Regions from separate parts of the Homo sapiens genome. Here region 1 is linked to region 2. A link is a loop called in an ENCODE intact Hi-C map of the cell type or tissue named here. Cell type or tissue: Calu3. All regions are shown on one strand. Each heading gives the region's core, and the rest is flanking DNA. Links, peaks and the distances in the headings are about the cores only.

The links. A loop is a pair of places that touch in the nucleus more often than their neighbours do. Peaks named below come from ENCODE experiments on the same cell type or tissue, not always from the same donor. Only the 100,000 strongest peaks of a DNase experiment are listed, where the experiment ranks them.
Region 1: a loop joins it to region 2, with 7 times the contacts of the local background. A loop is called at or near these places in 2 of 110 quality-filtered maps.

What each region holds. Positions count from the first base shown.
Region 1 is chr11:116,164,846-116,180,621 of GRCh38, forward strand. No RefSeq gene overlaps it. Among named protein-coding and RNA genes, the nearest start is that of LINC02703, 250 kb to the left of the region's middle. RefSeq lists enhancers at 2,482-2,982, 2,983-3,483, 12,388-12,888, 12,889-13,389. In Calu3, for the core only: no CTCF peak of the experiment used is centred there; a DNase peak (open chromatin) is centred at 6,126.
Region 2 is chr11:116,217,418-116,233,193 of GRCh38, forward strand. No RefSeq gene overlaps it. Among named protein-coding and RNA genes, the nearest start is that of LINC02151, 280 kb to the right of the region's middle. In Calu3, for the core only: CTCF peaks have their summits at 6,903 and 7,128 (motif pointing left); a DNase peak (open chromatin) is centred at 7,154.

The DNA.
Region 1 (15,776 bases), core at 2,952-10,951, 53 kb before region 2:
TTGCTTCCCCGACTAGCTCAATTCTTTCTTTTCAACTCTAAGTCTTCCTGGATGAGGTGAGAATTTCTCCTAGGTCTGGCTCAGGAACCCAGGGAGTATGGGAGGCCTGGGCCTTTCCCCTCCTCAGCCTGCTTGCTTCCATAGCACAGAGAAGATGCTGCCCTCTCTCCCAAGGCCACCTGTTCTTCCTCCCTGTGCAGTGCCTGCCTCCGTCCCCACTGAGCATCCAGTGATGCCCTTTACTAAGAACCTGGGATGGGTGAGTCAGAAGGGGCAGCTGGTATCTGGTCTTTGACTCACCGGAAGCATCCCTGACCTGCTGAATGGAAAAGTCTCAGCTTAATTGGAGGCTCAGTTCTCCCGTAAGGGCTCACAGAGCTGAGCCCACGCTTATGATTATTACTCTTTTTATTAATGCTAATAGTTACCATTTATTGCATGCCAAATACTGACTTATTTAATCTCCATGGCCACCCTGTAAGGTAGGGACTCTTGTTATATTCATTTTGTGAATAAGGAAAGTAAGTTTCAGAGAGCAGATATAATCTATCCCAGCCTTCATCATTGCTCACCTGGACCTTTGCAGTAGCCTTCTCCCTGGTGTCCCTACTGCCACTCTTGATGACCTGCAATTCATTCTCCATACAGCAACACCCTATAAATCTACTGAATGTGTCAGCCTTTTTTGTGCCCCAGGGCCTTTGCATTGGTTGTTTCCTCTGTCTCAATAGAATGTTCTTCCTCCATATTTCCTCTTTTTCATCATTCAGTCTTCAACTCAAAGAGGCCTTACTTGAACACCTTCACAAGCATGCACCTGCCTGTTCTATACTACACACTATATCACCACATGTCCAGTACCTAGAATAGTATGTGGCACATAGTAGGTGCTCAGTAAATATTTCTTAAGTGAATGTTGATGAACTTATCCAAGGTTACATGCTAATCAGAGTTAGAGCAGAGAGTCAAATGCAGGACTGTCTGATCCTTAACCACATCATGTATATGTGTGCAGTTTGGGTGTTCAGGAGAAAGAAGAGTGGGATGGGGGCTACCCAGGGCCACTCAAAGACAACTCATCAAGAGGCCAAGGTCCTTTACAGGACCCAACTAGAATCCAAGCAGTGGGAAGGCCAGGTGAGGACAATGAACCTGAGGAAAGAGGCAAGGAAGAAGGGTTGAGCATGCAGTCCTGAGGCACTGATGGAGAGGTGAGAAGGGCTGTAGATTGGGGGCCAGGGCCACAAATGAGCACTGCTTGGCTATGTGATCCCCACTCCAGGCTACCAAGACCCACTAATCCTAGATGACAATCACTGGCTCTTACTTTCCCCTCTCACAGAAAGAGAAGACAGGACTGTGGGAGGAGCTGTGGGAAGCCTCAGGACCAATTCTCATGCTATATGAATTCTCCAGTTCTGGACTTCCCTTGGGGACGGTTTTACCCTGAAATGGCAGTCAAGCTACCTGGGGATTGCTCTTCTGTGCCACAGTACCAGTAAGATTTTACAAACCCACCTACACCCAGGCAACACTAGCAGTCAGTTGTGCCTTCTGCCTGTGACCCAGGAAAGGCTATTCTACCTCTCACTTTTAATTTACAACAAAGTGTCTAACATGCCCAAGAGTAATCACTGAGCTCTTACTGTTGAGTATAGTTTTGAGCTTCGGGAAGATGGAAGGAATGCAGAAAACACTATCTCTTTTGGGAGATCTATAGTCTAACTGGGAGAGGACACACACACAAGGCATACTATTTAACTACTTAAGAGCATGGGCTACATCAGACCAGACAGACTCACATCCAAGTCATCACTCAGCTGCTTCCTATTTGGGCAATTGTGTTCAACCATTGAAGTCTCAGGTTTCCCATGTGTGCATACACAACGGTGCACGCGTCCCTCACAGCACTATTGTGAGAGTGAATAGCAAAGTACTTCATGAGCTGTCTGGCACCCACGTGCTCAATAAGTGAGAGGAGTTGTTGTTATTGTCATTGTTGTTACAGGAAATAACCCACAGGTCACATATTAAGAAGTACAAATTCATTCATTCATTCCAAGTGAATGCAGCTCATAACTGCTGAGAAGACTGTGATGAAGAAATATCATTGAACGATGTTGTGGGGGCAGGCAGACTTCTTGGAAGAGGCCAGTTTCGAAGCTAGGAGATGACTCAGAATATTAGCATAACAGGAATGATTTCTAGGGCTTCTCAACTTTTCCTTTTTTACATTGTGTCACACAGGGAAAATGGTAATATTTGCATGCTGAAGTCAATAGCACAGGCTACTTGCAGTTAGAGGAGACCCTGTCCTGACCCACCCAGGCATCTGAAGGGCCAAGAGACTCACCATCTCAACACACAGGCAACCTAGTTGTGGCTCGGCAATGTGGCACAGCAACCTAGTGGGGAGCTCTGATTTAGAACAAGCACATCAATTGACAGATGACAAAACAGATTTGGGGAGCAGAAGCGACTTGGCTGAGGTCACCCTGGGGCAGCACCAAGCAGAGAACCAAAGGCCCCGTGCTATATTGTCTGCTCTCAAAAGATAGGAGGACATCAGGTCATGTGAGAAGGTCAAGGAGCTCAGCCCAGGGCAAAGGAGTGGGGCTAAATAGCATTAATGGAAGAGACCTGACCCAGTAAATAGTAAATCTAACGGTAGCTAAACTGAGCGTCCAGGGTCTCTGGCACTGTGCTAAGTGTTTGACATGCCTTATCTCGTTCATTGGAGGTAACGGCCCTATGAGAGGTCACACTGTTAATCAAGTTGTGATGCCAGCTTTGATGGTCACCAGAGGTGCAAAACCAGCGTGGGCGGCCGTCTCCAGGGCCATGCCAGTCACACTCACCTGGAGCAAGAAGCAGGCTGATCCTTTGGCCTCAGACCTCCACAGCCAGGGCCAGAGAAGACAGCCCAGACACGAAAGGCAGACCCTGCTCCATCTGAGCCGAAGGAAGCTTCCAATCCCACCCACTCGTTCTTCTCCTCTACCTTCCTTACCTGCTGCATCCACGGGAGCAACATGCTTGGCCCTGCCACCTTGCCGTATGCATCTTCTGCAGCCCATCTCCCAGGTGAGGAGAGTGGCAGCATGGCACGCACTCCACCTGCTATTTAGAACGCCTGGCCAGGACTCCTGGGGGCACCAGCAGCATGCAGGGAAGTAACTCACAGACACTCAGCTTAATCAAGGATACGCTTGGCTCATGCTGAGGCCCAAGTCTGGCTTCTTCCATCTGGATCTGTTAAGGCCCTGGCTGGTTAGATGATGCCTCTTGGCCCCAATCCTTGGATGTACTGAGTCCTTTCTGGTGAAACTGACTTCTCAGTTGCCACCTGAAAGCTTTGTGTGCCAGTCTCAGGGCTCTTCCTCCAGGGCCTCTTTGCTTGTACCCCCTTAGGGTCCCCTCCCTTGGCTGAATGCAGCTCTATACACCCTATGTCCTACCATTGTCTTCAGAAGCCCTTTCCTTCTCATGCTAAGTCCCTGCATTTTCAGGCTGTGTTCTGCCCCTGGCCTTCCCCTAGACTGAGCCACCTAAACAAACACAGCTACAACTTTCAGATTGCATGGCAGAAATGGGAATAAAATCGGCATTCTTCCACTTGACTCAAGGAGGCCTGCTGCACGACCTTGCCCTTGTCTCATTCTCCACCCTTATCTCCTGGCACCTTCTCTCGCACCCTGCTCAACCACGCTGATCTTGGTGGTGGTTGTTTCTTCAATGACACCAAACTTTCCCCATGCAGGGCTTTGTGCAGGCTGCTCCCTCTGCCTGGAACACTCTTCACCTGACCCCTGCTGATCCTGCTTATCTAAGCTCAATATAATTGCTTATTCAGGTGATCCTTTTCTTACCACTATCTCTAGAGAGTAACCCCCCACTCTGCTTTTGTCTCTTGTATCATCACGCAGATATTTTCCTTTGTACCACTTGTAAAAATCTAGGATTATATGTTCATCTTCCCACATTCCAAGGCAAATTCTTTGAATGTAGACCATGTCTTCTCACTCTCCATTTTACCCTTGGCTGACATAGTTGTTGGTATACACTAGGCATTTATTAAAAATCTATGTAATGAAGGATTGAATGAGTTATATATCCTAAATTTCAATTCCAACCTGGCTGCTGACTAGCTGTGTGAACTTGGCAAGTCACTTCCTTCTTTGGGACCTCAATGTCTCCTCTGTCAATGGGGAGAGAGAAGGCTGAAGTCATCCCAAAGTTCTTCCAGCTCTGCTCCTGCTGCAGCCAGGAGGTAACCTAGAAACCAGCATTAAGAGCACAAAGCACATCTCATCCAAGGAAAGATCTCACTTCCGCATGCTCAAAGTAAGGAACCAATAGGCAAGAGGTACAAAGAATACTTCCATTATAGGAGAAGTAGCTCACACCAACATGAACAGCCTGAAATGGAGGCAGCCCTGGGGCTGGTAGGACTTGGCAGAGGCCCCAAGGCCCCCTGGGCCACAGTGTGGAAAAAGATGGGGGCCTGCAGGAAAAGCAGCCCCAGGCCTTGTCCAGAGCTGGCTGCTGAACAGAGGAAGCCTCTTAGCCTGGGTTCTTGCATTCAACAGATCTCTGTACCTCTGTGAGGGAGCACCCTGGGACCTGGGATAGACACAGTACTTGTCATCAGAAAAAGGAAGATGTTTAATCTGTGTTTTAAATTTTAAATGACTCCACCTGAGAGTAACTGCGCCTGGCCCCTCTTATCTCCCAACCCAGCTCTCAATACTTGATTCAAATTCTATTACTGTGCTGACACCCCTCCTGAAGTTGAGTTCATTGCAAGGAGTCCCCCACTTTTATTTCCATGTAGGTCTCCCCCTCTCCATCTCTGCAAAGCTCCTTGACCCAAAGACAGCTTCAGAAACCATGCTGGGATACCCCACTCACTATCTAATGGGGATTCTGGGCATCCAACAGGTGAACCCCAACCCCAGTAAGGTATCTGAGAGGCTCTGAGGTTCTCAGGGCTCCTGAAATTTGGTATCCCATGGCACATACACTGTTTTATCTCCTCCTCCTACAGCCCAACTCTTAGAATTCTTTTATCACGCTGAAGTTTGGGGCAGACATCAGCTGTAGAGTTGTGCGTTGGGCCTAGGGTATTGCATAATCTCACAAATAAGTCTCTTCTACATTAGCTCTCTAAGCTTCAAGTGTGTGCCCAACCTCACCACATGGTCCTGAGCCTGCAATGGCTCTATGGGTGGTTGCACCAGCCACCATGGTGTCAAAAAGGTCTGGGGCTTGGGTAGCTTTGACTTTCCAAAGATCTTCATTTCTCTTCTCATACTTGATCCCCATGGTACCCCTAGCAGCAGCCTGCTGTGGTCGAAAAGCCAGGATGAGGAGTTAAGGGCCTGATTCTGCCCTTCCCCAGCCATAAGATCAGGCAGATCACAGCCTCTGCTCCTCCCTCCATCAGGTGAAAAGGTTGGGCCAAGTGAAGATTAGGTCTCTTGGTTCTAATATGGTAGAGAAGCAGAGCAAGTTTTAATAAGAGAAAATGAAACTGGGGCTCAAATCGCAGATGTGATTTGCCTGAGATCGCAGGATGGTTGGCTTAAGAACCAACCCTAGAATTCCTCTCTAGATCCCAGTTATTATCTCCATGGGACCACAGGAAGCTCATGGCTACTACACTGGACAGCAAAAATGTAAAACGTTTCCATCAAGACAGAAAGTACAATCAAACAGTGTCAGTTTGGAAATCATCTATATCTGCCTTTCTCCCCTCAGTTAGATTGGTCTCCTCAAGGGCAAGAATCTCAGCCTCCACATCTTAATACCTCCAGTGCCTAGCCCTGTGCTTGGTATCAAAAGTGCTAGAACATATATATCAGATGCAGCTGTTTGCTGGCAGAAAGCCTTGCCACCCAGCTGGGGGCTGGGTCTCAAGTTCAGGCTAGGGAACACTGTGCTGGATAGTGGAGTCTGCATGGGATGGATCATCCCCATCCTCGGATGGGGTGGCCAGGAGCCTGGCTGCTGGAATAGAAGGCCTCACTAATCCATCTGTATTCTACAAGGACAGGCGAAGGGAGCACCTGGCACCGAGGGGGATCCCAGGTGGAAGGGAGCAGACACCACCCACGAGGGAAGCCAGCAGAGGGCACTGCTTCCTCCACCTACATAGACAGTCCCAGCTGGGCAGCACCCTCGTTAGCACCAGGAGGCAACCCTGCTAATTACCAAACCCAAACTCGGGATTTGCATTTTTATGAAATGCTCGCACAGGAGGCAAATATTTTGCCTTAAAAAAAAAAAAAAAAAAAGTCAAGATGGATGAGGGAGAAAAACTCATACCAGTACATACTAATTCAATCTAATCTTGGTCATTTCAGTTTCTATAAGAGAGTGCTTTCATAAAGCTACAAAGCTAACATCCATAACTCTCCAGTTTCCCCAGACAGGATATCTCTGCATTAAGTTTCCCATTTATCTTCAGAGATGGCAAATCATCCGTTTATAATGGGATCTAATAAAGCAAGCTCCCGTTGCAGTCCCAGCCGCAGGAATGCACCTCAGATCCAGAGACACTGCTTGGGGCCTGTGATGGCTTTACCTTCTAGATGCCTGAGTGTGCGGCTGGGGCATCAGCACATGACTTAGTTGTGGTGGCATGTGTGTGTTGGGGAGAGGGTGTGGCCTGCAGAAAGCAGCTACCCTACTCCCACCCGCCCCAACACATACATCCCCCTGCCAAGACCAATGGAGGAGCTGGGCTGGGCTCGAGACTTGCTCTTTAAGGTAGGCAGAGCTTGCTGTAGGGATAACAATTTGGAAAGGAATAGGGTTTGGCAGGCTGATGCAGAGGCTTAGCTGAGTAGGTGGGGATGATGTTCCACTATCACAGGTCAGGGTGCCTGGGAGCAGCCCCTGAGATGGATGGAGTTTTGCCAGCAGGGTATTTAATAAGAAGTGGCATGGGGCCCACAGCAATGGTCAAGCAGGGTAAGAAGTGAGCCTGGGCAGATCGAGGAATCCAGCTTTTATGCAGCCCAGGCAGCCTTGGCACCTCACAAGGAGTTCTGGAGCCGATAAGGGCCTTTGGAAACCATGCTGAATCCAGCCAAGATGGCCAGGCCTTCCTATTCCCACATCAATCTGTCAGTGGATGTGGGCCACCCCAGAAGGGCACAACCCCAGGCATGAGGCTGTCTGCAGCTGAAGTGATCTCTGCAGAGACGGATCACGGAAGCCTGTCTGCTGACTTTCCCAGCAGCTGGTCAACATGTTCTTCATTGACAGGAGATCTGGGCTGGGCTGCATATTACAGTGTCCGCCACACCTGCTAAACAATGTGTGTCCCTCTCCCCTCCACCCAAACATGTAGTTTTATCATCCGTACCTGTGTCCTATGGTGCCAGGCCTTGGGGGTTGGCAGACATTGAGCCCAGCTTGCCGTTCACTCAGTTCTATGCCCTGAACTTTCTCTGGACAGATGTCATAATAAAGCCTGTAGACCAGGCCTGATTGGCCCCTGGCTCAACATCTGTGGGAAGCAGAAGGACCTTGGGAGTGAAGGGGTTGGGGGCCCAGCCCTAGCTAGAGCTGGCACAGGCTGAGGGGATGCAAAGATCAGGCAGAGCCACGTGAACAAACCTTAATGGAGGGTTCTAGGTTCAGAAGCTACAGCTCTGCTCTGATGGAGCACAGAAGTCATGGGGCTTATCCCAAAAGGGACTTAGCGGACTGCTGTCAAAGCACCTCCTGACCTGGTAGGGAGGCAGGTTTGGCAGCCTCTGATGTCTTATATGGGTAGGAAATGTCCTCTGCCCAATCTCCAGGCTGGGACAGGGAGTTCCGGGTTGAATCTGGTGCCATTTCCAAAGCCCAGTAGGAGTCCAGCAGTTATCAAGTGTTAGAAATGGAAGGAGGGAATCCTCAGAGGTCCCAACACCCATACAGGGCAGGGATCCCCTTGTCTTCCTTCGGGGTCTCCCAGAAGCAGATATGGAGATCAGGATTCAAATGCAAATCATCCATTTTGGAGGTGAGAACAGGAAACATCAGAAAGGAAGTGGGGAAGTGGTACTGGGGCGGGAAGGCAGCCAGTGAAGGATTCATTATCCAGCAAGTTTCCACTGTGGGGAACCCTCACTTAATCCTGCTGGAAACTCTGAGAAACAGTGGAAAACATTTGCCTCAGTGTGATCCCATCCAAGGGACATGGGAACTGGGACATTTGTGTACCAGCTCCAGTCAGTCATCACTTGAGGTCACCTCCCCGGTGGGGCATTAATTCCCTGGTGTTTGCAGTTGATGAATGGGGACCAAAATAGACTCTGGGGACAGAGAAGGCTCTAGGGCAGAGAAATGCAGGTGCTGGCTGCTGAAAGCTGGCCAGTTTGCACTGCAGAAATAAGGGAAGGAGATATGGGCATCCACAGGATCTGCTGCCCCCTCCTCTGCATCCCCAGGTATGCTCACGTTGCCTCTGATCAAACTCTTCCAGAAACAGGGAGCTTACTACCTCACACGACCACACATTGCATTGCTGGACAGTTCTAGTTCTCAGAAAGTCATTTCTTAGGTTTAGCAAAAATCTGCTCACTGCCCAGTCTTGGTCCAGTGCCTTCCATTAGAACCAGGGTAGGAATTTTTGTCTATATGTTTCACTGCTGTCTCCCCAGCATCTATATCAAAAAAAACAAACAAACAAACAAACAAAAAAAAACCCAACACCTGGCACGTGTTAGGTTTCGTCAACACGTTTTGAATGAATGAATGCCTGTATGCTTGCTTGGCCCCTGCCTCTTAGGAGTTTACAACTTTTTCCTGTTTCTAGTTTGCTTTTCCACTTATACCCATGTATTTAAGCACACAGCACCGAAGCTGGAACAAAGCTGAGCTCCAGTGCTAGTACTCACCCATTCAACAAGCAGTTGGTGAACTCCTGTCATGTGTCAAACACTCTTCCCAAGTGTTCTGGGCTCTGGCTCTCTGAGGCATAAAGTATTAAGACAGAGGTAGAAGGCAAAAAAAAAAAAAAAAAAAAAAAAACCCACCAGGGATTATGATTTTAGGAAAGATGCTAGGTGTTGAGTTCATCAGGCACAATGAGTCAAGGCACACATGTACATGCTCTTGCTCACAGCTCACTCACGTATTCCCTTTTACAGAGCTGACTCTCCCAATGTGGACACTGAGGCCTGGCCAGCCCTTGAAACACAATCTTCAGAAAAATCAGCCCTTCAGCTCTCCCCGCAAACCCTTCAGGAGAAGGCACGAAGAGTGGTTTTCCTCACAGACCCCAGGACACACTTCCTGTTGCCCATTAGGTCTGGGGAACTTGGCTCTCGGAGCCCCTCCCAGAAGGAGCCACAGTTCCCTCTGCCATTTGTGTTTCCTTTGAAATGTCTCTGTGTGTGCAGTTGGGTTGGGGGGGGGGCGGATTAGCTCCCCTGACTGAAATATGGCTCAGATGCCAGGAAGAGCAAGCTCGAAGCAGCAAGGCGAGTTAAGCTTTCTGCCTCTAGCCCACGGCTTAGCGGTGCGGATTACAACAGCAGGTGATGAGCGACGTTAGCCGCTGCCGTGGAGACCGTGAAAATCCTGTTACAGGGCAAAGGCGTTTTAGCTACAGCTCCAAATTTCAAAGAATGATTGAGCTGGAACGTGGCAGGCAGGAGGCAACTAGGGTCCCAAATTATTTGACTTAAACTGAGAACTGGGCCTGAGGGGGCCACTGAGGCAGAGAATTCTGGAGAGGGACACGGGTGTTCTGCCCCCCTGCCCACCATCCCCTGGGTAAAGACTTGGTCCTCTCTTCCCAGCAGCATGCCCCTCCCACCATCCTCCTCCCCTCCCCTCCCCTGACCATCCATAAGCGTAAGGAGCTTCCATCTGCCTTGAATCCTGTCGTCCTCACCAATCTGCAAACCTCTGGAGACCAGAGCCCATGGTGTCTTCAGCCCTGTGGGGTTCAGCACAGCTCCCAGCACAGCTTCCAGCACATGTAAGTGCTCAGTAAATTTTGTCAAATGATCAATTGGTTGCTGCCTCAAAGCTGCATCTTCCTTGCCTTGTTCCACCTGGTTTCCAGATTCCCCCCACCACGCACACCCCCCTCAACACTGAGCACTCCTGGGAACCCTCATCTTTACACAGCCACCCCTGGTTCCTTGAAAATGAAACAGCACCTGGTGGCAGACCAGAATCCAACTGCAAATGAGTCACTTAGGGCAAGGGAAAGATTTGTGAAACCAGGAAAAGAATGAGGCTTCAGTAATTTCTTTACCCTGTTCAGTGGGAAAATGATAAAGTCACAGGATTTAAGAGTATTTTCTAGAGTCTTTGAGTTCAACACCCACCACCACCACCACATCGACCCTCCTACTCTCCCGCAGCCCATATTGGCCTTAAGGGGAAGTAGCTTGAAGTGGAGGAAAGAGTATTTGGAGTCGGAGGTCATTAGGAATCTAGGTTCAAATCCTAGTTTTTCAAGTCACTTAACCTTTCTGAACCTCTGTTTCCTCATCACCAAACTGCCCACCTTATAAGCCATACACTGAGACAATGTCCACAGAGAAACTTCTCAGTGGTTAACACACAGCAGAGAGTAATCCAATAATAATGGCGTCGTTATTGCGGGAATCCTGGTTCCCCATATGCTAAACCTTCATCCCTAAGGAAACTCAGTTTGAGTATGGCCTCTATCCCTAAGGAAACCCAGTTTATGGAGGACATGAGGTCCCTTGATCTGATTTTATCCTCATAACAACCCTATGTGAGGTGAGTGATGATTATTCCCTCCCACAGAGTGGAAACTGGGGCTCACAGAAATAACTTGCCAAGCTTGCTGGGCCAGGAAATATGAAGGCTGGAACTGGAACCCAGGTAGTGAGGCCAGAGCCCAGAGCTGTTTTCTATACCAGAGTACCCCTCAGACAGGAACAACTGACTGTTACAGGGAACCCTATCCTGGGTGGGGACCTACTGTCTGGTAGACAAAGATGATGAGGGCAACTCTGTCCTCCCTCCCCTCCTCCCTCCCTTCCTTTTCATCCTTCCTTCTTTCCACCATGCAGTGATTAAGCGCTTGCCATCTGCTCAGCTGCTAGTAGTGAATATGTGGGATACAGACGGTCTGGTCGCCGCTGAAGGCAGCTCACAGTCCAGCTGAGGAAATGAAACAACAATTACACGTAATTTCAGAGCACTGGGTCACATTCCCAGAGGACTATCATGGCACTTCACGTAAAATGCACGTGTGGGGTCAGAGGAAAAAAGGAATGGTCTGCAGTGCCACAAAGCAAGGAGGAGAAACACTGCAGGGCTCTGAAGACCCTGGAATGATGAATAGAAGATCCTAGGAGACAGCTTGCCTAGGAAGGAGCTGTGTAAAGATGAAATGGGCTGCCTGGGAAGAGAGTGAGTTTCCCATCTCTGCAGGTATTCAAGGAGTGTCTGAGTGATTAACTTCAGACTCCTCCAGCCCCAAGACTCTCCAAATTGATAACAATGCCTGTTAAAGAGTCCACTATAAAAGAAGCAAGGAGATCCAGAAAGGTCAGCTCACACTCCCTCCAGAGAACCCAGAGCTTCTCTGAGGAGGGCGCAAGTCAATCACTCCTCAGCTCGGCTTAACAGAACTTCAGTCTCCTCATCTCACATAAGCCATTCCCCCCTCCAATTTCCTGTGCCTGACTCCTCCAGGCCAACATTTAGAGGATCCGTAGCCACTGCCTCTTCCTCTAAGGGAAAACAAAGGAGAAAGCAGGCAAAGACCATCCGAAAATCCCCTTGTTTGCTCTCCTCTTCAGAGTCTCTGCAGAACACAGGCTGGCTATGTCCCAAACAAACAGGAAGCTGGGCTCCACTTCCGCTGTGCCCTTTGCAAAGGCTCCTGTCTACACCTCCTCTGCCAGCAAGGTCTCGCCCTCTCAGAATGGTGGGGGGAGGGACTGCAGACCATGAGATGCTGGGGAGGTAGGCCTCTCATTCCTCCACCTCTCCCTTTCCTTGGTGCTGCAAAAATGAAGGCGTCTCAGGCTACCTACTCTGGAGATCCTCCTATGTCAGCTGAAAGGCTTTCATGCCTAGGGTCCCAGAGCTGGAAAAGGTGGCCCTCAGTAGCCATGTCCTCCAGCCTCTTCATTCACGAGCTACTGAAAATGACATAGCAGTGTCAAACCTGCAGCGATCCCCTATGCTGGCTACCAGCTGGGTAGAGCTACATTGTTACTGTTAGAATTATGTTAAAACTGATTATTGCCCCTCTGCCGTTACAGAGTACAGTTCACAGAGCCTGCATAGGCACATAACATCCCAAGATGTAGCAGAAAGAGGAGGGTTTGGAATACATCAGTGCTGGATTCAAATCCTGGCTCCTGCAGCTAGCAGCTATTTGACTCTGTGCTTGTGACATCAACTCTCCATGCATTAGTGTCCTTGTGGTAAAAATAGAGATGAGACTGACTGGCCCATGCTAGGCGTTTGTGCAGCTTACAGGATATGATGTGTGTAGAGTCTCTGGCATCTAGTAAGTAGCCCCCTTCCCTCCATCTCTGAGGCCCCTACTAGGGACTACTAGGGATGGGGAACAGAGGTGGAAATGAGCTTTCTTACTTCCTTCTCCAGAGGTCAGTCCCAGGATTTTTATTGGCCTTAATCACTGTGATTTCTGTGATTTACCAAGAATTGAGAAGGAAGGGAGGAGGGCTCTTATCCTGAGAGCTATTTGTTTTCTCTAAGATAGATCCAAGCAGAGGCCAACCAGCATCACCCTCTCTGGCCAGAGCATCCTGATATGTGCCAGCCAAGCACCTGGATGTGCTGGGGGATGGGAGGGCAGGACAGATGGCCCCTCTGGCCCAGCTGAGGTAAGGGGAGCCAGCCACTGCCCTATGGGGAGAGGCAACCTAACGGGAACTGAGGCATCTTCCAGCTGGGGCACCCAGGCCTCCTCCCAGGAACAGTGGGCTGGGCTGGACAGTGGGCCCCTTTGAAGGGCTGGCCCTCCCTGGAAAACCAGTTAAGGTAGACCAGGATAACTAGGGAAAAATAGAAAGGAAGGGTAGTGGTTAATTTTATGTGTCAACTTGGCTGAGTCACAGGGTGCTCAAATATTTGGTTAAACATGATTCTGGGTGTTTCTGTTGAGGGTGTTTGGGGATGAGTTTAACATTTGAATCAGCAGACGGCCAAAGCAGATTTCCCTCCCCAACAGGGGTGGCCTCACCCAATCAGTTAAAGGCCTGAATAGAGCAAAAGGCTGACCCTCCCCCTAGTAAGAGAGTATTCTTTCCGCCTGATTGCCTTCTAGGACATCAGCTTTTTCCTACCTTCAGACTCAAAGCGAAACATTGGCTGTCCCTGGGTCTCAAGTTTGTGGCCTTCCAACTGGAACCTACACCATCAGCCCTCCTAGTTCTCAGGCCTTCAGACCCAGGCTGGAACTTACAACCTCAGCTCTTCTGCGTCTCCAGCTTGCCTACTCACCCGACAGACGTGGGACTTGTCAACCTTCATAATCATATGAGCCAATTTGTTAGAATAAATGTTTTTATATCACACACACACACACACACACACACACACACACACCCCCTTTTGGCTCTGTTTCTAACCCTCACTAATACAGGAAGGATCCTACTCAACACTAGAAAAGATATTTGAACACCCCAAGCTGCCCAACCATGGGATGAGCCATAGTTGGGAGAGGGAGGGAGCAGCCCCAGCCTCGAATGCAGAAGAAACAGGCCCTATCCAGCATGCATGTGGGTTCCTGACTTGGATGAATCCCAGGCCTCTCCAGTGTGCCTTCCCCATCTTCCTCACTCTGGGGCGCTATCCAGCATCCATCAGGGGCGCAGTCGGAAAGTGAGTTCTATATTTTCCAAAGACCCTTCCAACTCTCAGAGACTGTGATTTTAAGACAGAGACAGGGAGGGTGTGATGTGGTCATTCTCCATAGATGTCATCCAGCGCAGTGTCCCCAGAGGTAAAGGAGCTGTGGGACATTCGTCATTGCCATAAGCCCTTTCTCCCCTTACCCACTTACATCAATGGCAGGTGAGGTGAGTTCTCTATTTCCTAACCCTGTGCTCTCTTCATACCATAATGCCAAGAGGTGTGTGAATGAGGAGGGAGGAAGACAAGACACAGAAGGCACACTGGAGAGACCTGGGATTCAACCAAAGCAGGAGCTGACAGAACAGTGTGTGGGTCACCCAAAGGAACAAAGAGAAGGGTTCCCAGGAGCCTTGCCCAGCTCCACAATTCAGGTCCACCGTGTGACTTGAGGGCCTCCTGATCACAGCGGCCTGCATTCCTCATCTCCAGCAGGAAATGATGGGAGAATGATAAAGATATGAGGGCTACTCGACCTAGAAAAGAAAAATTCTTTTCTTTGTGTACTTTAAATAAAGATTTAAAAGAAAACAGCATTTCTCTTTCTTGAAATGTTTTTGGAATAAACCTATTATGAAGAAAAAGTGGGATAAGGGTTTGCTTCCTGGCTGTGACAGCAAGTTTGGGATGAAAGAGAATCTAATTGCCATTGGTCTCTCTTCTCACTCCTCTCCTCCACCTCTTTCCCACTTCTATGCCCTCCCCACATGCCCCATGCCCAGCAACATCAAAAATGTGCCCCTTCTTGCTCTCCAGCTGGCTCTGCCCAGATATCTTCAAGGAGACCTGAAATGACCAGCTGAAGGCTATGGTTCAGAAATGAGTCAGCCGGGGTGGTGGTGGCCCTAGTGGGAAAGCTGACAGCATAAGTGCAGGAATGGCAGCAGGCAGTGGAGCTGGCAAGACATAAGGTGGGGCTGCTGAGCAGAGCCTGGGGTGCCCTGGGGTTCAGCCTCAGCACAGGGAGCTCCTGAGGGGACTCTGCCCACCCCTTCCCCGAGAAAACTCAGCAGATGGTGTCAGTGAAGGGGGACACACTCGAGCCACCAATCTCTTTTGTAATGGATTCTAGGGTGCTACAGTGAGCCAGGAAGACCCAGAGTGTTAGGAGTTGAATTGTCTCCCCAAAATTCATATGTCAAAGTCCTAGTTCCCAAGGTCTCCAAATATGGCCTTACTTGGAGATAGGGTATTTATAGAGATCATTAAGTTAAAGCAAGATCATTAGGATGGACTCTAATCCCATATGACTGGTGCTATGGACTTGGGATGTGTCATTCCTCCAAAATTCATATGTTAAATGCCTAACTCCCAGTGTCACTGTATGAGGAGACAGGGCCCGTGAGGAGGTGGTAAAGGTTAAATGAAGTCATAAGGATGCAACCCTAATCTGATAGGGCTCATGGCCCTACAAGTAGAGGAAGAGACACAAGAGCTCTCTCCACTCCATGTGAGGATACAGTCAGAAGGCAGCCATCTGCAAGGCAGGAAGAGTCCTTGCCAGAAATTGACCCTGACAACACCTTGAGCTTGGATTTCCAGTCTCCAGAACTGTGGGAAATAAATTTCTGCTGTTTAAACCACATAGTCTGTGGTATTTTGTTACAGCAGTCCAAGCAGACTAATAGAACTGGTGTCCTTATAAAAAGGGAGAAATGTGAACACAGAGACACACACAGAGGGAAGATTACATGAAAAGACACAGGGAGAAGATGGCCATCGGCAGCCAAGGGGAGATCCTGGAACAAATCCTTCCCCTCACAGCCCTCGGGAGGAACTAACCCTGCTGACACCTTGATTTCAGACTTCTGGCCTCCAGACCTGTGAGATAACACAGTCCTATTGTGTAAGCCACCAGTCTGGGGTGCTTTATTAGGCAGCCCTATCCAACTCTCATG
Region 2 (15,776 bases), core at 3,781-11,780:
TGTTAGGGTAATGCTAACTGCAAAAACAAAAAGACCCCAAAATGTATTATGGCTCAAATTTAAGAACTTTATCCCTCACTCATGGAACAGAACACAATGAATGCTCCTGATTGATAAGAGCAGCTGTCCTCTTCATTTCTTCCAGAGTTAGGCTAACAACAGCTCTGCTGTCTCCAGCATACATCCCACAAGGGCTCCCTGGGGACCACCATCCTAGTCAGCCAAAGGTCACCATCCCAGTCTTAATCTTTTGCAAGAAAGAGTGTGCCCAAAGGTTTTCATGGGCCAGGCCTAGGAGGGGCACACATCCCTTCCACTCACATGCAAATGACTAGACCTCAGCCAGTTGCCACAGCTAACTCCATAGGGACAGCTGAGAACCCGGGAGGAAGAGGAGGCCATGGATTTGATGAACTGTTAGCCAGCTGTCCCTGTGGGCTACAGAGGATCCTTGCACAACACATTCCCTCTGCTTGGAATTCCTCACCTTGCCCAAATTCCCTTCTTTTTACCCAGCAAACTCCATGCCTTTATAAACAATGGTATATAATACTGTATTAGTCTCTTCTCATGGGCTGATAAAGACATATTCAAGACTGGGCGATTTACAAAAGAAAGAGGTTTAATGGACTTACAGTTCCACATGGCTGGGGAAGCCTCACAATCATGGCAGAAGGCAAGGAGGAGCAAGTCACATCTTACATGGATGGCAGCAGGCAAAGAGAGAAAGCTTGTGCAGGGGCACTCCTCTTTATAAAACCATCAGATCTCATGAGACTTACTCACTATCAGGAGAACAGCACGGGAAAGACCTGCCCCAATGATTCAATTATGTCCCACCAAGTCCCTCCCACAACACATGGGAATTCAATATGAGTTTGGGTGGGGACACAGCCAAACCATTTCAAATACTCAATTTTAATTTCTTTCTCTTCTCAGACATTTAATACCCTTCTGTTCTCAAAAGCCCTATAAAAATTGTCACTCATACACAACTTACACTAATGGTGCCTTGGGAAGTCAGAAGGTTTTTGATCACATACTGGGCAAATCTGGGCAGGCAGCAAATCAAGCAGAAAACAAGACCTGAGGAGAGGGCTCCAGAACTGAGGCAGGGGCAGGAATTCAGAACCACAAGGCATCAGCAGAACACAAGGCCACCCAGAGAACCCTCAAAACTATGGGGGAGAGGGACTCCCCAGAGGTGTGTGGGATGGAAGCTCAGATTATTTTATTTAGGTATTAAGAAGAAAGTGAAGGGCTATTAATAAAATCTGGAGGAAACCTAGGGACGTTAATGAAGACTCTAACACAATATGTTTCACAAATGTTCATTAGATCAAAGACTAAGACACATTATTTATTATTGTGTACCAAGTACTGTACTTCAAAAAAAAAAAACCTCAACAGATGGGGTCTTGCTATGCTGCCCAGGCTGACCTAGGACTCCTGGCCTCAAGTGATCCTCCCACCTCGGCCTCCCAAAGTGCTGGGATTACAGGCATGAGCCACCGTGACTGGCCCTTCCAAGGACTGTACTTCACAACAGCCCCTTAGGTAAGAATTATTATGCCCAATTGACAGATAGGAAAATCACCCCAGAGACAACTGCACAGACCATAAACAGGAGAGCTGAATTCAAGTTCAGGTTCTTAATCACTATACTGCCTCCTGCCTAAATGAGAGAATGAGTAGAGAAGGGTAAGAGGACAGTATTGGGTAAGAGCTTGGGACAAGGGTGGGCATACTGGAGATGCAACTGTAACAAGGGATCAAAGTTTTGAAAAGCTGGACTTCCTGGAGAGAGGGCAGCCTGCCAAGAAGGGCACAGACAGCCTCCAGGTGCCTGTGGGAGGTAAGCTGGTGATTCCAGCTTGCCAGCCGCCCCCAGGGAAGAAGGCAAAAGCCTGCTCACCCAGACGGTGGTTGCTCCTCTCTGCTGGGGCAGAAGGAAGGGAGCTCTTGGCAATGCTTGACTTGCTAAGCCTCAGGGGAGAAAAACCAGGGAGTTTGTGAGAGCAGCTCCCTAAGGTGCCTCAGGCAGGATGCAGCACTTTCCAGCAGAGAGTGAAATCAGGAAGAAGCGAATCAAGACCAGATGGAGTTAGTGTTCCAGCAAGTGCGTGTGGTTTTAGAAATGAAGGAGAAACATGGATTGAGGCCAAATTCAGTCCTCAGAGTTCCACAAACCTGCAGCCTCTGGGGAATTACGCAGACATAGGACGTGGAAGCTAAGAGGCATCTTGGAGATCATCCTGTCCTTGCTGCTCATTCCACAATGGGGAAAACCGAGGCTTAGAGAGAGTAAGGTAGTGAAAGGGCTGGGAACATCTCCCAGATCACACAAAGGTAGTGGGCACACAAAGGGCCCGCATGGTACTCTTCTCCTGCATCGGCACTGCTGAGCTCTGCTAACTGAAGCATTTCAGAGCTGCTGAGGTGCAGGTGCCTCTATGCCAGCTCCTCTCCATTTTCCCCCTTTCCCACTACCTCAGTCCCTACTCCAGCCCTATTCCAGAGCCTCTGAGTGCTTTGGTAGCTGGGTGACCCTGGCAAGACACTTAGCCTCTCTGTTAACCCAATTCCTTCACCTATAAAATGAGGAAGAAGAACAAGAAAATCTCTAAGTCCCAATGCTTGACCTATTGAGGAGTTAGACCTTTGCCAAACCCCTTCCTGTGCCTTCAAGGGCCACAATATAAGTTCAAAGGCTGAAACTGGGAGAAGTCAACCAAGATTGTCCCAGAGGATGCACAGGTCTTTTCCTAGCATCGGTGGGGCCCAGGACAAGGATGCAAACAGAGGCCCACAAACCATAGGTCTAAATATTTAAAAGGTATGAATCAAGATAATAAACTTTGATAAATATGTTTACCTTCTGCTATAAATTGAGTGCTTGTGTTCCCCTAAAATTCATATGTTGAAATCCCAGCCCCTAAGGTGATGGTGTTAGGAGGCGGGACCTTTTGGGAAATGTTTAGGTCCTAAGAGTGGAGCCATTATAAATGAGATGAGTGCCCTTATAAATGTGGCCCAAGAAATCTCTTTCCCCTTCCACCATGTAAGGACACAATGAGAAGCCACCATTTGGGAGCCAGAAAGCAGACCCTCCCCAGACACTGAATTTGCCAGCACCTTGATCTTGGAGTTCCCAGCCTCCAGAACCATAAGAAATAAACTTCTGTTGTTCATAGGTTACCTAGTTTATGATATTTTGTTATCACAGCCAGGACATACTAAGACATCCCCCTACCTTGACAAATACACTTTCATGCATTTGTCAAAACATAAGTATAAAGTCATGGATTTCTTTTATTATGACTGAAAGTTGGCAAATATCAAAGATAGATGAATTTAATTATTGCACATGTTTGGGTGCTGACAATGTTTGGATGAGTAATAAAACAAAGATAAAATAATTCAGAAACCATTATATATTTACTCTGAAATTATTTTTCTTGCCTTTATTTAAACAGAATCCCTAATTATGTTGTTATAATTAAGATGTTTACATAATTTGTATTCTATTGAGATCAACGCCAACTTAGACAACATTTCTTGAATTGTTGTAGTTCTTAAATCGTTTTTTCATTAACTTCAATTGGGAAAAACTTCTCTGCTGAGGCAGTAGAAATTTGAAAAGACAATTTAAAGCCACACTTCTATATATTCAGAAATGACCATTGAATTTTACTTGTTTCCAAACAGTATACTGTGGTCACATACGATAAATTATCATTTCAGAAAATACTATAAAATAGTTTATTTTCATCACTGTTTCTTATAGCAATATCTAAATTCATAATGTAGAGAATCTGTGTCAGTCTGTTTCACACTTTATACATGTTATATCTAGACATTTAAGAAAAATATAAGTTGTTTAATGTTGCAAAATGATTCTCAGTTTTTACAAGCAACTATTGCAAATACCATGCTAATTAGTGAATACCTCCAGAACCACGAATTTAAACACAAAGAAAACAAGAAAATAGATGCTCAGCACTGTGGATACTTCATTATGAAAGACTCTATTGCACCCATGCTATCTGAGAGGAAGGATTTGACAGGTAATTAATTGGTCTTATATCTAAGCATTCCCACTGCTTCAATCCCTGGTTCCCCCCCCACCCACTCCAAAGCATTGTCTCTCCTTTGTGGGCAACAGCACAATCCACAAACTTTCATGGCATTCTGACTCAGCTGCCTTTTGTTTCAAGGACATAGGGCAAAAGACATGTAGAAGCACTTCTCTGGGGCCTAAGCAGGGTTAGTCTTGGGTGTGGATGTTTAGGGTTAGGGATCATTCCAAGCCAGGGGTGAACACGGGAATCCAATAACAGAGGAACCCATGTGTTCTTTAATAAACCTGTTAGGGGAGAGGGTCTAAATGGGCCTTTCAAAGTGCAGAGGCCAGGTGAAGTTCTCCGTTTGCTCAGATAAGGATGTTATATTAGAAGTCATTTCCAAGTTCTTTTGGGGAGCATGTGACAGCAACCATTTCATCCTCTCCTGCCCCATGCACTTGCCCACCAAGTCTCACCAGACTACTCAGACTTCTCTGTGATGCACTGTTGCCCCTCTGTCATTCTGTTCATGTGCTCACCTCTGCCTGAAATGTGTTTCCCCTTTTTCTTTGTCTATTCAGGTCTTATACAGTTTGTACTCAGTAGGGCATAAATCTGATTGTTCTCACACTGCTCATAAAGACATAGCTGAGACTGAGTAATTTACAAAGGAAAGAGGTTTAATTGACTCACAGTTCAGCATGGCTGGGGAGGCCTCAGCAAACTTACAAGCATGGCAGAAGGGGAAGCAAACATGTCCTTTTTCACATGGCAGAAGCAAGGAGAAGTGCCGAGCTAAAGGGTGAAATGCCCCTTATAAAGCCATCAGATCTTGTGAGAATTCACTCACTATCACGTGAACGGCATGAAGGTAACCAACCCCATGATTCAATTACCTCCCACTGGGTCCCTCTCACAATACGTGGGGATTATGGGACCTGCAATTCAAGATGGGATTTGGGTGGGGACACAGCCAAACCATATCACCGACATTTGTTTTTCTAGCTACACCTTCCATCGTGCTCTTTGGAATCTCTCATTAACAAACTCATAGACAGACACCTTATACTCCTAGTCACTTTCCTGGGTCTGGAGCCATTAGTGCTGAGAACAGGAAGGGAAATCAGGAGAAATAGCTGGAATGATTGTAATAACTGGTGGCCTGATCCCACAGGGAAATCTCTAATTGGCTCAGCCTGCTTTCATCTCCTGCTGGTGGCTCTGCCCATGTGATGATTTCTGTGCACAAGATACACATTTTCTTACATAGGTGTTCTATGTCACCTGCCCCTCTTGGCACTGATGTCGGGAAGCGACAGCATGGCTACCTTGGCCCCCTGCCTAAGTCTATCCCCCAACCCCTAAATGAAGGCTCTCCCTTCGTTTAATGGCCACCTAGACAGCCCCACAGAAACTCCTCCTCCTCTGTTCCTTGCTCTTTCTGATCCATGACCTTCTGGGTCTTCTTTGGGGCCCTTTGAGAGCAGAGGAGGATTAAGATTCAAGGGAGACTGCCCTATCTTCTTCCCAGGCTCACTATTCTACAGTTCTTTGTGGCCTTGGTCCAAGCTGTTTCAACAAGCCACTCTGCTTCTTACTTCCTATCACCCCTACTCCCACTTCAGAAATCTCCAGGAAAAAAGCAAGCAGAAGACACAGAGCAAGCGTTCCCAAGAGCCTGCTCGCCATCCTCAAATCCAGTCAAAGCACTGCAATGTCTCATTTTCCGGGGAGTGAGATGTAAATCTCTCTTCTTATAGGTACCCCCAATCTCCATCAATAATTCCTGTAGAGCCCCCTCCCCCTCACCTGGCTCTGGGAGGGAGTGAGAATGTCTCAACAGTCTCTAAAAGACCATTCTAAAAGAATGGTTTGCTCCTCTCTCTTCTTCCATAGCCTGGGATGTTGGGTACTAGGAAGTGGTGAGGAGGTGGTGACACAACCAGATCTGCCTCTTAATAACCCCTGAAGAAGTCCATATGGTTGATGTCCCTCTTTAGAATGTGGTTCTTACCACTTATTGTACCCAGCTTTCAATCCCATCGCCAAGTCAACATCCTAATACATTTGCCTAGTGTAGGTCCTTCAAGGGCAGTCAAGTTCCACCGCTCCAGAGTGTGCCATAGCCCCCCAAGCAGCCAGTCTTAATATCTGGCCTCCTTTGCTGTTTGCAACCTCTTTCTTTGGCATGTGAGTGCCTAAAGGGCAGGGACAGGGGCTGATGCATCTCTGTATTCCCAGGACCTTGCACCAGATCTGGCACCTCTCAAGCCCACAACAAAAATTTGTTGGATGAATAAATAAAATAAACAAACTTAATTAAGAAATACTGAATAAGTCAACTATTGAATAAAGAAGGAAATAAATAAATGAATGACTGAAGGAATGAATGAGCAAGCCCAGAATCTGACTGGGTCCCCCTCTTGTCTTCCAACCTCCCATGAAGCTCTCAGGAAGCCCATTTGCAGATGGCCCTCAGCTCCTTAGATTCCAGGAGAGCAGGCTGCCAAGCCCATGGATATGGAACTGTTAGCTCAGGAGGCAACAGCCTCACCGTGTAAAATCACAGTCTATTCTAGCCAAATTAACTAGGTAATACTCTGCATTGGTGTAAAATTCTCCATCAAACCATGAAGACTGGCGTTTAAAACATTTAAGACCCGAGAAGGGGAGGAGAGGGCAAGAGAGACCATTGCTTTTCCTGGCAAGTAATGGTGAAGGGTTTCCCAGCCTGGCTAAGCAGGGAGGAGCCCCACCTGGGATTCTCAAAGCCAGTGCCCGCTCCATGCCCCTGGCTGGGCCTCCTTGCCCAGAGCTCCTCACAAGGTCTTTCCATTCTTGGGGTCACTGACCCTACACTGGGCCCTCCTGTGGACATTTAGTTGGATGATGCTGAGGGCATCAGACAGAAGGAAGACTAAGCTGGAATCTCCCCAGGCAAACACACTATGGCATTTCCTGACACCCCACCCCCACCCCCAACCCTCCTTATGGGGAAGCCACCCCTGCACCGATTCCAGAGCACCCTTCATTTTTAGAACCCAGAAGATTCAGCACCTTACATTCCCAGTGGTCCCCGGGGCTCCCCCTAGTGGTCCCATAATTGAAGTGAACAGAGATTATCCCTGAGTCTTGGCTGGATGTTACAAAGAGCATCTTTTTCTGTCAATAACATTTATTGGGCACCTCCCACAGCCAGGTGCTAGGACTCTTGCGAGGGGTCACAGGCCTTGATTACAGGTAGCCTGTGAGCCTGCGGGGCAGTACCGTGTGTCTTTGCCTTTCTGGTGCCCACGATGGCATCGAGTCAGTGCTGGCAAACGCTGTAACAGATACTTGCATTCAGCAATGAAAAGTGAGTAACAGAAACAGTAATACAAGATACCTCCACGTACACCCATCAAACTAGCAACCACTCATCCCAACCCCTCGGGGTTTGGTTCTGGGGCCCCCCCGCAGGAGGGGGAGAAAAGGAGGCAGCCTCCCGGGGGATTATTCTGTGCTGAGGTAGCATACTGGCTGCTGTGCCCTGGGGAGCCAGCTCCCTGCATAAGTGCACAGATAGACAGATAGATCGTATTAAGCATACAACATTCAGGGGCTTCATTTGGAAAAGACACTGATTCTAAATGGCTGTTTGCCATTGACAAGGCACATCACCAAGGCTAACGCAGACAGCTCTGGGTTATCCAGCTTGTATTCCTGCCACCCCTCCATCCCCTGTGTGGGCACACACATGCACCCTAGGGCCCCACTTGCTCTAGCCTTGTGCCCAAGCTGATACTGCATTCCGGGCGGCAGACTGTCTTGGCAGAGACCAGATGCCAGCAGATCCCTCCCTGTCCCCTGGGGATCTCAGGCCCAGCTGTAGTAGCCAGGCAGCCTTGGGACCCTACAGTCTCCACCCATCCCCCACCCCCAGAGCTCATCAACACAACTCCCCATCTCCCTGTCCCCTCTCCCACCCCATCCTCCCTCTTTACTGCTTATGCCTGTGTAGGCAGGAGGCAAAGCGATGCGAATACATTAACATTTCCTTAATTCTATCTGTGCCTCCAAAACTCTGAGTCACAACTGGGTGGGTTTTCGTGCCTGGTGAACTGTCAGCCTCATTCAGAAATGCCATTTTCTACTTTGCTCCTGGATCAGCGAGAGGACAAGTGGCGGGTGGGGGGGCACGGGGATGGGAAGTGGCACACCCAACACTGACTGGCCCTTGACTGATGACAAGATTGAGGCCCCTGCGGTCCCTAGGAGAAGCTGTGTGAGTTTCTACTGAGAACCCTAGAACTTTGCCTTTGTATAGCAATGTTTACATTTTACAACATGCACTCACCTACCTTATTTTGTCATTTGTACATCCATTTCATATAAGTGAAAAGTGAAGTACAAAGATCTGAAATGCCTTGCCTGGATATGACACAGCTAATAATGACAGAGTCAAAGCTAATATTTTTATCTTCTGGGTCCAAGTTCATGCTACGCCTCCTGACCTCGCCGCTGCTGGAAAACTTCCAAAAATGTCACCTTTTCCCTGAAGTTTGAGAGTTCAAGTTTGACCTTGTCACAAGATTCATGCAAAGGAGACTTCAAACACAGATTTTTGGCCGGGAGTTGTTTTTCTTTTTTTCTCTTTTTCTTTTTTTTTTTCTTTTTTTTTTTTTCTGATGTGTTTCTGGATGTTTTAGGCAGAGCACAATTTCTCCAGCTGCTCACATGGTCCCCACCCCCTGCTGTGTTATAGGACCAGTTCCAGTTCACATGTGTCCATTTCCTGCCTGGATCTAGAATTTGAACTTCACACAAGGTTTCTGTCACCTAAGGCCAGTTCTCTATTCATACAAAGAAGGGGGGCACCAGTGGAGTGTGATCTCCATAATGCTGGCCAGCCCCCTTTGCTCAAAAATGACTCACTTTTAACACATATTAATCCTGTGTGCAAGGCAGTCAGTCTGTTCGGCACTGAGTAGATACAAAGACGAATAAGTGTGGCCTTTCCCTCCAGCAATGTAGTCGGACATGGAAAACACACACAATAATTATATCTAAGCCAATGGTGTGGCTACAAAAATGCCATAGAACCAGGACAGCCTAGGGTACTGGGGAAGAAAGGGGAACAGGATGAGACGGTGGGTGAATGATGCTGAAAGAAAAAGTGAGAGGATGCTAAAAAAAAATAAATAAATCAAGCTAACTTTATCTCCCGCTTGCCTCAAAGACCTGAGTGGCCAGGTATCCCTGCACTCAGCCATCCAGGACTCCTCCCTGGTCCAAGACCCTGCACACGTCTCTCCACACCTGCATATGCCCAGGGTTCTGATATCAAGATTTAGTGCCTCAGCCTTGCCAGCTCAAGGACTTGATCATGGTGGCTGAGTTCAGTTGAGGGTCTGCCCTCTCTGGCTTAGCATCAGGGAAACTGCAAGAAGCTGCCAGACTCCTGCCTGAACACAAGGAATGCTGGAACCTGAGCAGCCAGGGCCAGTGGGAAAGGAGGAGGGGCGGGAGTGGAGGTGCGGCCAGGATGAGGAAAACTCATGGGGTCAGTTGGCTTCTCAGAAACCCAAGAGCACAGGGAAAGTTCAGACCTGTCTAGAGCCTGCATGATATCCAGGGGTCCAATCCAGTAGGTGAGCCCCACAACAGGAATGTTATATAATAGGCATGTTTCCAGAACAGTATGTCTTAACCCACAGGTCTCTATGAACTGACAGGTATTTCAGAAGTAATGCATCCCAAATAATAAAAAATTAAAGTTTACAAATAACTTGTTTGATTAAATCAGCGTAAATTCAAATGTAACCATGGAAAAACATTTTTTCATTTATTCTTTGGCCGTTCGTTCATTTCACAAATACTAACCCCTGATTATGCAAGCTAAGCACTGTACCTCTCATTCTTAATCATTGTATTCCTAAGTGTACTCTTTTTTAACAGCTTTATTGAGATATAATTCAAATGCTACACAATTCACCCATTTAAGGCGTACGATTCAATGATTTTTTAATGTATTCCCAGAGTTATGCAACCATTACCACAGAAAATTTTAGAACATATTTATTCCAAAAAGCATCCCCACATCCTTTAGCTATCATCCCCTATCCTACCGCAGACCTAAGCAACAACTACTCCACTTCCTCTCTATATAGATTTCCCTGCTCTGGACTTTTCTATGAATGGAATCATATAGCATGTGGTCTTTTGTGACCTGGCTTCTTTCACTTAGCATGATGTTTTCAAGATTCTCCATGTTGTAGCATGTATCAGTACTTCATTCCTTTTTAAGACCAAATAATATCCCATTGTATGGATAGACTACATTTTGTTTACTTATTTTCCAGTTGATGGTCTAAATATATTCTTCAATGGTAAATAAAAGTGTTAAGAGACCGCTGCAGGGATCACTCATAACCCAGTCATGCCAGCAAAGTGTCCTGTATGTGCCTGGTATATCTATGTATGATGGTGAAACAAGTTGAGAAACCCCATTCCAAAGGCTGGCTGGGCACTTTCTGCACCAACCCACACCGTCGCGTGGCCATCGGCCTCTGGGGCCTATGGCTGGGCCTGCAGCCCGCAGGCTGTGTACCCTACCTTGATGTGTCAGGCTCAGAATCTGCTGCATAGACTCATGCAGTGTTATCGGACTCATGGTTATTCAAAGCACGCTCCTTCCACCGTCCTCTGGAGTTTCAGTAACTTCATCTTCAGATGTCTCATATGCACACACACTCACACTACCTCTTCACCCGATGACATTTCAAGGCCCCAACACTATCTCCTTTTCCTGTTCTTTGTCTCAAGACAGACAATGCTCTCTTTCCTCCTTGCATGTATTATACCCCTTTCTCATCTAGAGAGGAGCTGATAAACTCATTTCCCTTAGTGTGCTAGTGCCCAATAACAGCCTAGTGTGCCCCATCTGGAGTCCCTTCTGGTCAAATCTCAGGCTCTTTTAGCTATAGGAAGATGGTATTTGGGAGGAAACTTAGATTAGGATTCTCTACTCCCACTTGGTTTTAGAGATTAGAAGGCTGAAGCCCAAGGATGAAGAGAAATTTTCCCAAGGACTGATTAATGGTTGTATCAGTTAGCTATTGCTGCTTAACAAACCACCCTCAGAACTTAGTGCCATAAAGTAACAAACATTTACTTAGCTTGCAGTTTGTGGGTTCGAAATTTAAGCTGGGTTCAGCTGGGATCTATCATTTAATCTGTGGCTCCCTGAAGGTCAGCTAGGTGGCTCTGCTTCTGGGCATCGGCTAGCATCAACTGGGCAATGGGGGCAACTGGGCCACACGTCTGGCACCAACTCATCCAGCAGGCTGGTCTGGGTAGTAGCAGGGTTCTCAGAGAGTGAACTCGGAAAGTCTCAAGCAAGACTTTCCAGGCTTGGAGCTGGCATATCGTCACTTCTTATGCATGCTATTGGCCAAAGCAAGTCACAGGACAGCCCAGATTCAGAGGCTGGAAATAGACTTTACCTGTTGATGAAAAGAGCTGTAAACTCACATTGTAAAGAGTAGGGACATGAAGAGAAGTGATATTGTGGCCGCTTTTTGCTATCTTGAGCTAGGACTGGAGCCCAAGTCTCCTGACTCTATTCTGAGGGTGCAGCACCCACTTCTGATTCTATCTGCCCAACCTTACCTGTTGCCCGTTCCAGGCCCCTCCCCTACAACTCAGCAAAATTATGTTTGCCAGAAGAGAAAAAAACAAATCCAGCATAGGCAGTGGGTCAAGCTCTTGTGTGTCTTTTATGTAATCCAGAGAAACAGGAGGAGCACAACTTCCATGCAGCTATACCAACATCCCTCCCTGCGGCTCCCCTCACCCACAATTCCCACTTCCTGTAGGACAGAGGCCAAGAGAAGTTCCCCTCCGCCTCCCCTCCGCAAAGGCTCAGATCCCAGATCCCCTTTTTTTTTTTTTCATCTATCCCACATTACTACAAGCTTTCCACTGCTCCACAGTCCTGGAAGAGGAGACAACAGCCAATTTTCCAGCACTGAATAAGATAGCCCCTGGAGTCACTTTTGAAACACCACCAATGTGTTATGCCAACTTCTTTTCTGGGGGAGAACAAAAGCTATTTTTCTCTCTTTTCTTCCCCTGATGGAGAGAAGCAAGACCCCCTTTTGAATTCAACTTTCTCTTCTCTGGCATAAAAAAAAAATTTAAAAACAAATCTGTCAAAATTCCCACCCTGCCTTCCTAGTTACATTTTTTAATTCAGTTGGCTCCATGTGGGGGAGTCTTCTATTAATAGGTATACCAGGAGGCTTAGCAACTCAGGCAGAAGAGTACCTAGGAGAAAGCTGGAGAGGGCTGACACCGGAACAGTGAGCAGGAATCAAACCGGGCTTAATTAGGAAAACATGCCTTCCCTATTAACGTCCCTGTCCGTGTGATGCTGCCGCTAGAAAAAAAAAATGCCAAGAAGCTTATTTGTTTTGCAATTACGGATGAAATAAAAAATTACTTGGTCTAATTAGACCTCTTTTACTAAAAGAAGCGTGTAAAATAACCTCAGTTTCATTAGCAACTCAAAATATACTACTCGGTGTGCTACATATGTTTAAGTGAAATGTGGAGGGTCAATTTGCTATGTAAATTTCCACAAATTTGGCTAAACTAAAACGATTAACCTAATGTGTATGCAAATTAACTTAATTGATAACGACTTTTCTCCAGGAGCTTTAAAAGAGGGGGAAATATATTCCAATTCTAACAATCCTCCAAAGTGTTCCATCACCCAATAACAAAATGATATCTTGACAAATTAAAGAGAATATAATGAAATCAGATTAATTAATGCCAAGACCAATTAGCATATGCAAAGAAACAAATCTCACTAATAGACAAATCCAGCAATTTGAATGAGATTTTTGAAAGCTTTTCCTATTTGTCAATTTGTGTGTGTGTGTGTGTGTGTGTGTGTGTGTGTGTGTGTGTGTGCGCGAGCGCGTAATTCCATCTTTGAAATGTTGTTCCCTTTTGTTTAGGATCTAGAATGTCAGACCTGGAAGGGTCCCTATAGTCTGAAACCCCCTACTTCAACTGATTAAGAAACTGAGCCTCAAAAAAAGGTGAATTTATCTGGCAAGGTGCCACTGACACCCTGGCAGCACAGCCCTTTCGTAGCACCCTGCCTGCCAGCAACACCCACTGATGCCTGGAGGCGGGGAAAGCATTCTTGAAGGCCCTTTCAGCTCTGGGACTACCTGATCCTATAGTCTACATTGGAATGTTTACCATATTAGAATGCCGTCTACATTAGAATATACCTATATATTTAAGAATTGAAGGGATTTTCATCTTGAGTCTCTTTTCCTTGACTCGGGCCACATTTTTCACACCAAAAGCAATCAGCAAAGCAAGCGGCAGAGCCTCAGCTCCCGAGGAGAGTCGTTTTCCCAACCCTGCTCCACATTGGACTCCCCTTGAGCTCCTATGCAGTTAGCGGTGAATTCTCCAGGCTAATCACTGGGCTGTGAGAGTTTCAGCCCACCTGTGCTCACCCCCTCCACCCTCAGCTAAGGACTCTGGGCTAACAGGCAGAGCTCTGACTTGGGTTTTTATTTTTATTTATTTTTTCTTGTTATTCCAGATGGTTGCTGAGAGACTGAAGTCTCGGTTGCTTCCAGTGGGACCCTCAGACAATGGCAACTGGAAGGAGAGGCAACCCTGGATGGCACTTGGGCAGCAGAGAGCAGTCAGACCCCAGCGATGGCAGCAGAGGCAATAGGAACAACACAAACAGAGCCCACTGGACTCATTCCATGGACTCTGGCCTGGGGGTTGCCTCTTTTAGGCCTTTAGGTGCAGCTCTTGCCTGGATCTAAACAGGACTATAGTATGGAAAGCTGGAAGAATAAGAGCAGGAGAAACAGACTCTGCTTGGGGAGTCAGGAGACAGACCTCCAGGCCACTGACCTTGGCCAAGCCATTTCTCCTCTCTGGCTCTTAGTTTTCTCATCTGTAAAACCACGAAATGAGGATATAAGCTAATAATCCTTTCTGGCTCCGTCTCTTAAGTCTCAGCCTTCTGGGTATAGTTTTAGCCTCTAGAATAGCATCGACCCCATGGAGTTGAAAGGGTTAATGAATAAATACATGTGAAGTGCTTAGAATGGTACGTGCCACTTAGTAAGTGGTCAATAAATATTAGCCCATAGTTTTTATCCTGTCAGGCGGTCCTTCACCCCCTCTTAAACACTTCAGTGGTATAGAAGGCGACAACAATGGTATGTGGATAAATGTTTACCAACCGGTCGAGTGAGGGTGGGTCTCTGCTTTGCAGTGTTTGCCGATTACCATGGTGTAAATAATCCCACTATGGCTTGTTTGAAACTGCCAACATGAAGTAAAACAGCTCATGAAATTCCTGAAAATGTAACAACTGGTTTTTGAAAACCAGGGCTAGCCAGCTCCAGAGTGCCACTGACATGCAACACCCTTCCATTCTCCATTCTCATTCTATTTAAACAAATGTCTCACTGTTGCACCTCTTGCATATAGAGAGAGACTAGATGCTAATTAAATATAAAGTACTTGTGACTATCCTCCCACATAACACTCTTTTGGGACACCACAAATTTCTTCCCCATCTACCCACTCCCACCTCCTTCCCCCAGCCCTTCAAGCAGAACAGTCTGTGTATACTTTGGAAACATAAACTCACATTATCATTAATCTAAGCCAAGCATCATTGAGAAAGTAAATCTGCTGCAAAGGAACATTTATTCATGTTTAAATTTTGATGATGTGTATATTAATCACTGATGGGCATTACCCCCTTCATGTACCCTTTAGCGTGCCAACTTGTCCTCATTCTCTCTGTCCTCTGCTTTGACCCCAGCCTCCATTCTGATGGCCATGGCCTATCTTGGGATTGCTTTACCTACATCCTGAACTTGACATTCCTCCTGCTCTCAGAAAGTTGGTTATTTACCGACTGAAAATGGAGAGTGAAAAGAAGAAAAATAAAACACCTTTCCCAGTGGAGCCCATAAAAGGCTCATGAAGTCATAAAGACAATTACTGGCAGGCCTATATGGAATACCCTCCGTGAGTCATCTGTCTTCTGCTGGCAATAAAGGCACATAGCAAATTAACCATGAGGGAGGCCCGCTCACTTACCCTGTAATTAGACGGAGCTGCAAGATGCTTCCTTTCAAACTTCACGTGGGAGGATCTGTTTTGGCTCCAGGAGGACCTGCCTGCTAGCCCAGCCAGGCCTGGGCTCTTCCTTTGGCTACTGCCCCTACAGCGCTGAGCCTGGAGCTATGAGACAGTGACAAGGCAGCAGCAGCAACACAGTCCCGCCCCTCAAGGCCCATGCGGTCTGTTTAGAGAGGTAGGCAGTGCATAAAGAAGCAGAGGTGATCATAAGGTTCTCAGACTAGCAGAGAGGCCTTTCTTTCCCACTTCATCTTTCACCACTTGCTGTCATGCACTCTGTGCTCTAGCCACATTGAACAGGCTCTTTCTCAAGTTCCTCATCTGCCTTCTGGCCTCCATACCTTTGCACATGCTGTTCCCTCTGCCTGGAATGTTCCTATCCCTACAAGATCTTGACTTGCAGAGACATAGTGCAAATTACATTTGCACTAAGCAATGTAAATAAAATGACACCTTCCTGACAAGTCTCTAAGAAGATTAACTAGCTTCCCTCTCCCTGCAAAACTTTGTGCAAAATTTCTACTTAGC